2 separate regions of the Homo sapiens genome follow, and region 2 is linked to region 1. The links are chromatin contacts, found by Hi-C or POLR2A ChIA-PET in ENCODE. All regions are on one chromosome and are shown on one strand. The core of a region is the stretch at or near the end of the contact, and the rest is flanking DNA. Distances in the headings are between cores, read along the strand shown. Region 1 has its middle 13 kb from the start of LINC01348. Region 2 holds the start of LINC02971 (long intergenic non-protein coding RNA 2971).

Region 1 (4,000 bases), core at 1,003-3,502:
AGTGGGTGTGGTGGCTCACACCTGCAATCCCAGCAGTTTGGGAGGTCTAGGCAGGCAGATCGCTTGAGGCCAGGAGTTCAAGACCATCCTGGGCAACATGGTGAAACCCCATTTCTACTAAAAATACAAAAAATAGCCAGGCGTGGTGGCGCATGCCTATAATCCCAGCTACTCGGGAGGCTGAGGTACAAGAATCTCTTGAACCCAGGAGGCAGAGGTTGCAGTGACCCAAGATTGTGCCATTGCACTCCAGCCTGGGTGACAGAGCAAGTCTCTGTCTCAAAAAAAAAAAAAAAGGAGATCCACAACAAGAATGAACATGGAGGGAGGATAGGAAGGGTATTATGCTGAGTGAAATAAGCCAGACACAGAAAGACAAATACTGCACAGCCTTGCTTACAGGTGGAATCTTTTTTTTAAAAAAAGCCAAATACACAGAGATGGAGAATAAGACAGTTGTTACCAGTATTGGGGGTGAGGCAGAGGAAATGGGGAGGTGAATGCGGAAGGACACAAAGCAGCAACTATGCAGGATGAACAAGTGGAAAGATCTGATGTACAATATGAAGACACACTTAGTTAACAGTGTACTGTATCCAACATCTTTGCTAAATGAGTAGATTATAGTTGATTGTAGCTGCTCTTACCACAGGGGAAAAATACGTACCTATGAGAGATGACGGCTATGTTCATTTGCTCCACTCTGGTAACTGTTTTACTATATGTACATGTACCTCATAACATCACATTGTATACCTTAAGTATACACAATAAATTTTGAAAAAAAAAAAAAAGGGGCTGGGCGCAGTAGCTCATGCCTGTAATCCCAGCACTTTGGGAGGCCAAGGTGGATGGACTGCTTGAGGTCAGGAGTTGGAGACCAGCCTGGCCAACATGGTAAAACCCCATCTCTACTAAAATACAAAAATTAGCTGGGCATGGTGGCGCACGCCTGTAATCCCAGCTACTCGGGAGGCTGAGGCAGGTGAATTGCTTGAACCCAGGAGGTGGAGGTTGCAGTGAGCCGAGATAGCACCACTGCACTCCAGCCTGGGTGACAGAGACAGACTCTGTGTCAAAAAAAAAAAAAAAAAAAAAACTCATGCCTGTAATCCCAGCACTTTGGGAGACTGAGGCAGGTGGATCACCTGAGATCAGGAATTCAAGACCAAACCCCTTCTCTACTAAAAATACAACAATTAGCTGGGCGTGATGATGCATGCCTGTAGTCCCAGCTACTCAGGAGGCTGAGGCAGGGGAATCACTTGAACCCAGGAGGCAGAGGTTCCAGTGAGCCAAGATCACGCCACTGCACTCCAGCCTGGGCAACAGAGCAAGACTCCATTTAAAAATAAAAATAAAAAAAGAGAGGGCCAGGCGCAGTGGCTCACGCCCAAAATCCCAGCACTTTGGGAGGCCGAGGCAGGTGGATCACCTGAGGTCAGGAATTTGAGACCAGCCTGGACAACATGGTGGAACTCCTTCTCTACTAAAAATACAACAAGGAGGCTGAGGCAGGAGAATCACTTGAACCCGGAAGGCGGAGGTTCCAGTGAGCTGAGATCATGCCACTGCACTCCAGCCTGGGCAACAGAGTGAGACTCCGTTTCAAAAATAAATAAATAAATAAAAAAGAGAGGGCCAAGCGCAGTGGCTCATGCCTGTAATCCCAGCACCTTGGGAGGCCAAGGCAGGTGGATCACCTGAGGTCAGGAATTCGAGACCAGCCTGGCCAACATGGTGAAACCCCTTCTCTACTAAAAATAAAAAAATTAGCTGGGCATGGTGATACGTGTCCGTAATCCCAGCTACTCAGGAGGCTGAGGCAGGAGAATGGCTTGAACTCGGGAGGCGGAGGTTGCAGTGAGCCGAGATCGTGCCACTGCACTCCAGCCTGGGTTACAGAGTGAGACTCTGTCCTCCTCCCCACCAGCCACCCCCACCCCCCACTGCAAAAAAAAAAGAAAGAGAGGCCAGGTGTGGTGGCTCATGCCTGTAATCCCAGCACTTTGGGAGATTGAGGTGAGAGGATCTGGCTTCAACCCAGAAGTTACCAGCCTGGGCAATCTAGTGAGACCCCATCCCTCCGAAAAAACTAAATATTAGCCGGGTGTAATGGCATGTACCAGTAGTAAACTCCTGGCAGGAGGACTGCTTAAGCCCAGGAGTTTAAGGTTGCAATGAGTTATGATGGCACTGCTGCACTCCAGCCTGGGTGACAGAGCTACAGAGAGAGAGAGAGACAGAACTGAGAACCAGAAGAGGCTAAAGCAAGTAGAAGAAGGCAAGCGTCCCTTCAGACCACGCCTCCACCCACCCTTGACCCTGCGAGAGGGATTTAGACACAGTGGCAGCTGGGAAGCCAAGAACAGAACACATTAAGCCTTGCAACCTAATGCCAAGATTCCGCCCGAGAGACCCCATTTCCTGCCCTCTCTGCACATTCCTTCCATTCCTCCCAAGCACCTTCTCCCACTGCTATTTTCTTCTTTCTTCTAGAAAACAAGTCATGTGGCCAGAAGGATGTCAGGCACTTCTGCTTTCTCTTTTAGATTCCCGGGTTCTTATAAGGTTTTCCTGGCCTTCTCTCTGCCTGCAAAGCCCCTGGCACCGCAGAGGCCCCCAAAACACACAGGATGATAAAGCTCTAGAGAGACAGGATGGAAGCCTGGGTGCATGAGTGCGGGAAAGAGGGCACAGGGGCTACTAAATCTTTGCCCAGATGGCGGGGCGGGGCTGGGGGAGCAGAGCAGCAGCAACAGGCTGTGAAGTGATTTTGTTCTGTTCAGTTAGGAAGGAGGTGGGTGGAAATGACAGTTTGGAGCCGATCAGAACAGAGGAAACTGTTTCAGGAGAAGCTGCCTCCCTTCTCCAGTTCTAACAGTGCCATCAAGCGGCTCGAGGAGCAGGCGCAGGGCAGTGCCTCCAGACAACCTGAGCTGACCCCTCAGCAGAGGAGCACGAGGCTGGGCAGAGGGGCAGCTCTCAGCACCCTGCCTGTGGCAAGGGCCAGTCTTCAGCCTCCCAGACAGATGGCCAAACACCTTTCCCTAGAACGATCTGCAAGGAGGTGGGTAAGGTATCTCCCCAGTTGTAGGAATAATGCACAAGCACCTTGATGGATACGGACAGTCAAGTTTATCAAGGTCCTGCGAGGCGCTTCACTGGAACACACTGGGACAAATGCCATCGTCCTGTAAAAGGCGCCAAAGCACATTTTCAACCTGAGACGTGGTCAGTCACCAGGGCAAGCCTGTCAATGCCATCAGGCCCTTGTTGATTGATGTTCAAAGGAGAGCAGAGGACAAAGAGGACAAAAGGGCGCTGGGCAAAACCAGCTGTGACCAGCACACCAGGGGGAAGGCTCATAGGATCCTCCAAGCTAAATTTATTGTTTCACCTACTTCACTCGCATTCCTTTTTGAATTCTGCAAATCAAAATCTATTCACCTAAGAAATACAAGGCTGGGCACGCTGGCTCACGCCTGTAATCCCAGCACTTTGAGAGGCCGAGGTGGGTGGATCATACAGTCAGGAATTCGAGACCAGCCTGGCCAATATGGTAAAACCCTGTCTCTACTAAAAATACAAAAATTAGCTGGGCTTGGTGGCGCATACCTGTAGTCCCAGCTATTCGGGAGGCTGAGGCAGGAGAATCACTTGAACCCAGGAGGCAGAGGTTGCAGTGAGCTGAGATCACGCCACTGCACTCCAGCCTGGGCGACAGAGCAAGACTCCATCTCAAATAAATAAATAAATAAATATAAAAATTAGCCAGGGTGGTGGTGCACACCTGTAATCCCAGCGACTGGGGAGACTGAGGCAGGAGAATGGCTTGAACTTGGGAGGTGGAGGCTGCAGTGAGCTGAGATCACGCCACTGCACTCCAGCCTGGGTGACAGAGCGAGACTCTGCCTCAAAATAAATAAAGAAGGAAACAAAAGACTTTCTCAGCAGTTGTGTGTCTGGATAACCGCAAATGAGGAGGAGGTGGACAAGG
Region 2 (4,000 bases), core at 1,501-4,000, 130 kb before region 1:
GTGTATGCCCCATGTCAGAGAAGCCACTGCCTCTCAGCTCCAGCCAGTGGTCCTTCCAGAATGGGTAAAGACCGGGTACCGCCAGCTCTCCATCTCTGCTTGCCGAGCTAAAACTCTGGATTTTCTGGTGACCTCCTATTTCTTAAATGCTCATAACTAAATCAAATTGTTTTAAATATCATTCCGGCCAAAAAAAACCCCATTTGATGCTCCTGATGAGGTCCGTGAGGTCCGAGACCCCTGCATGAACCAGTCAGATCACCATGGAACAAGTCGCCCCAGGGCATGGCTGTCTCCAGCCGCTCTGAGTAGCCAGCGGTGCAGCCAGCTGGTCTCAGATTTGGGCTGTGATGAGTCTGGATGGCAGAAGAACAAGAGGGATGGGAAATTGAGGGAGGGCCTCATTGAAAGGGCTCACTCCAGGAGCCAGAAAACCAGAAGAGCCTAAGGGACCCAGAGCTAGAGTGAGACCAGAGATGCACAGTCCCCATGAGGACAAAGAGCCCAGTGAGGAGAAAGGGAGAGGTAAAAGGATAAAAGAGTCAGAAGGAGTTTCAGAATCTAAGAGCTCCAAAAATAAACCTTTCCCTTTGTATCACTTTTCTCTTTTTACTTTAGTTGCTCTCAACTTGCTGCTTCCTTTTTTTAAAAATTCTAGCAATTCTGCAGGAAACCAGAAGTGTGAACCAAACACAGTAACTCTAGGTGTTATGGCGCTGTCCTGCTCACCCTTCTTTTGGCCTACTGGCTTCAAAGGTAGGCACACACACCGTCCCTTTTCTAATGATCCGGTCGTGGATTCAGGCTCAGTAAGCCAAGACCACAAGCAACAGGGCTTGGGCTCCATCTGCCTCGGCTGCTTGCAGCTGCCTTCCAGGAAGTGCTGGAACAGCAGAAGCAGCTAGCAGTGCGCTCAAGAAGTGGTCAGCAGTTGGGAGCAGCTGGAGGAGGGGAGGCCAGTGAGCAAGTATCAGCTTGGGAAATAGGGTTTCGGCTGAACAAAGTTCACTGCTGTTTTCTGAGAAAGCAGAACCTAGTGGAGCCACCCTAGAGAATAAGGAGAGGAGCAACTGGAACTGAGTGTTGGCTCCAAACTTCCACGGCATGATATGCTTGGCCACCCAATTGTGATCAGGGCCATTGTTGTTCCCCTGGGGGCAGGGGGCAGAGGGCAGGCCGCCGCTCGGAGTAAAAAGGGAAGACAGACAGGCAGTCCAAACACCACCAAATGACAGAGATGCAGACCAAGACAAAAGGAAAAAACAACAGAAGGGATTTTTGTCCTTGAGACGTGCTATGCAAATTCTTTTCAATTAGTTTCCTATTAATGATTCCATCTTGAACATTTAGAGCTGCTCAACCCAGGCAGCATCTACGTTTTGAAGTAGTAAGTTCTCCATTCCTAGCAGAGTCGGAGGAGAAGCTCAGCTGTTATCCACCAGAAATTCTATTAAAAGGATGAAAGGTTGAACTAGATGACTTCTCATTCTGAAGACTGTAATTCAGCAGAACTGACTAATCCCTGGCAAATGATACCCTTTCTGAGTATGCATGTGTCACTGAAAGTCACTCAGACAAACCAGACTATTTGTAAATAGGTCTGATTATCTGCAAATTAGTTGATTGAAGGTTCCCGGGTATCAAGCAGGGCTTATTTTAAGAAATTAAGTTAATTTAGATAATAGCTGTGTTGAAAAGCAACAAGTTCAAAAACAATTAAAAAGAATGCAGCTTCCCTTTTATTTTTTTCAACTCTATATTTTCTTTTCAAATTGCTTCTAATAGACCATCTGTTAAGAAAGCCTCTTTTGACCGGGTGCAATGGCTCACACCTGTAATCCCAGCACTTTGGGAGGCCGAGGCAGGTGGATCACCTGAGGTCATGAGTTCAAGATAGCCTGAGCAACATGGTGAAACCCCGTTTCTACTAAAAACACAGAAATTAGCTGGGCGTCGTGGCACGCGCCTATAAACCCAGCTACTCTGGAGGCTGAGGCACAAGAATTGCTTGAACCCGGGAGGCAGAGGTTGCAGTGAGCTGAGATAGCACCATTACACTCCAGCCTGAGAGACAGAGCAAGACTCCATCTCAAAAATAAAAAAAAGAAAGGCTCTTTCGTAAATTACTTAAATATGCTTAGAAGTCATTATTACTTTTTAAGTCAATAGAAGTCTTTTTAGTTTATCTAATAGCATATTAATTCCTATGCTTTATGTGTTTGTACCCACACAACACCCAGCCCTGCACCTAACACATAACAGGTGCTCAATAGATGTTCATTGAATAAATTGGTTGCAAAAACCGAGTGTATACATTGAACATTTCTGCATATTGGTGATAATAATAGTATTTTGAACACTTGTTCTATGCCAGTGACTGGGTCAAATAAACACTCAACCTCATAGTAATATCTGCGAAGTGATTGCTACATTAGCCCCATTTTACAGATGATGCAACTGAGGCTGGTGAGAGGCAGAGCCAGGATTCAAGGCCAGGCCTGTCCAACTCCCGAGCCGAAGCTCTCAGCGAGGGTATCAAACTGAATCTGAATCCTCTTAGTTTATCTATTTTAAAGTGCTGCATGTGGTATGTTCAGGAGACGAAAACTCTCTGATGAGGCACGTGTGGATGGGATGGCAGGGCTGAGAAGGCCGGCTCCCCCACGGGGTGTGCACAACCTACCTCCCCAGCTGTTTCTGCTACCGGCTGGGGCCTTCAACTCCACCGCCTCCCCTCCCCCAGGCCCTAAATCACTCTCAGGCCTTTTGTTCTTCCCCACAGCTGCTCAGCAAATTCCTTGATTTGAAATTACGATCACAGGTTGGAGTGCTACTTAAAATAATTTTGCCAAATGTTCCATCTCTCTGTGTTGATGAATATAATGGATGACAATTTAAAGAGCAAAAAAAAAGTAAGTATTCACTTTGTTGAAGACAAAAAAAAAAAAATCATAAGCTGCATGCATAGCATTAGTTTGGCTCTGAAAGATTCATTCCCCCAGGAAGCTAGCCAAATGCTGGACTTTTGTGAACCGCAGCATGGCCGGGAGAGCAGGCTGCTGGCAGGTATGGCCTGCAATAGAGGGAGAGAGCAAAGGTCAGGGCATGTGTTGGGTTTGTTTAAGCATGAGTCAGAGGAGTGGGGGTAGACCTGGGGATCCAATTTCCAATTTCCTGTGCAAGTCACTGAGCCACACTTCTCCCCTTCCCCAAAAGCTTTTTATGCGTACCGCTCTGCAGAACAAAGGGAGATATGGTAGGGGGACACATAAATAACAGGGACAGGCCGGTCTTCTTGAAGGTGGAGCCTCTCTTGAATTTGGAAAATGCAAGCTCTGAGGGAAGCGGGGATGAAAGCAGACCACACGCATCTAGCACTTTGGCCAACTGAGGCTTCCTGGGCTTGGAGGTCCTCACCCGGGGCTCTTAGCGCAGCCTGAGCCCAGTGTGAAGCCATGGGCCAGCCCTTCCTGCAGGCGGGCCCTGTGGCCAGGCTCAGCTCAGGCGAGGGGTGGCTGGGCCATGAGGAATCAGAACAAAGCTTCTTCCTTCACACCCGGTCCTGCTCAGCAGGTGGACTCCACGTTAGACATTTCCCCCACGTCCTAAGGCTTCTTCCAGGCTTGAGCCCTGAAAAGCAGGTGGGGAGAGATGAGCAAATGCTGAGCAAAAAAGAGGTGGTGGTGACGCCTCTCTAAAGTTTTCCATACCAAAAAAGCCCTGGTACAAGGCAGGCACTGCTGGCAGCCCGGCCCCACAAGCTTACTTCCAGTGCAGGAATCCAATGGGAACATGTGCCCCCAGGGCCACCCGAAACGCAAACTGCTCTCTGAAAACCAGGTCAGCCTCTCTGTAGGAGTCTTGCCATGCAGAAAACACCAGGCCCTCTGGAAACGCCCCCTGTTCACTGAGGGTCTCTGGCTGGCCGGCACTATGCCCAGCAAGGCCACCTCCCGTAAGTGACACGCCAGGGTCTTGCTGAATCACAATAAGCTGGGAG

What was found. A loop is a pair of places that touch in the nucleus more often than their neighbours do. ChIA-PET counts read pairs that join two places held with the same protein, here RNA polymerase II (POLR2A). Pooled maps may share reads with other maps.
Region 2: POLR2A ChIA-PET joins it to region 1 with 10 read pairs in PC-9. The contact joins the promoter of LINC02971 here to the enhancer-like site in region 1. A Hi-C loop is called at or near these places in 23 of 168 maps with a recorded cell type or tissue (B cell, CD4-positive, alpha-beta memory T cell, CD8-positive, alpha-beta T cell and 17 more), 37 of 37 single-sample maps with no recorded cell type and 22 of 50 pooled maps. POLR2A ChIA-PET finds 5 or more read pairs at or near these places in 14 of 52 experiments (A549, AG04449, GM10248 and 10 more).

Annotation. Positions count from the first base shown.
Region 1 is chr1:235,081,004-235,085,003 of GRCh38, forward strand. No RefSeq gene overlaps it. Among named protein-coding and RNA genes, the nearest start is that of LINC01348, 13 kb to the left of the region's middle. RefSeq lists an enhancer at 1,557-2,079. Within about 2 kb of position 2,253, at least 37 of the 41 ENCODE cell types and tissues checked have a DNase peak (open chromatin) inside an H3K27ac peak, as active enhancers do; they include B cell, GM12878, OCI-LY7 and 5 more, where a contact is called at or near this core.
Region 2 is chr1:234,954,449-234,958,448 of GRCh38, forward strand. It overlaps LINC02971 (long intergenic non-protein coding RNA 2971), which reads left to right and starts at 2,751. Exons shown (of 2, transcript NR_186179.1): 1 at 2,751-2,912. LNCATV (lncRNA negative regulator of antiviral signaling) reads right to left here. Exons shown (of 4, transcript NR_125945.1): 3 at 3,231-3,630; 4 at 2,894-3,073.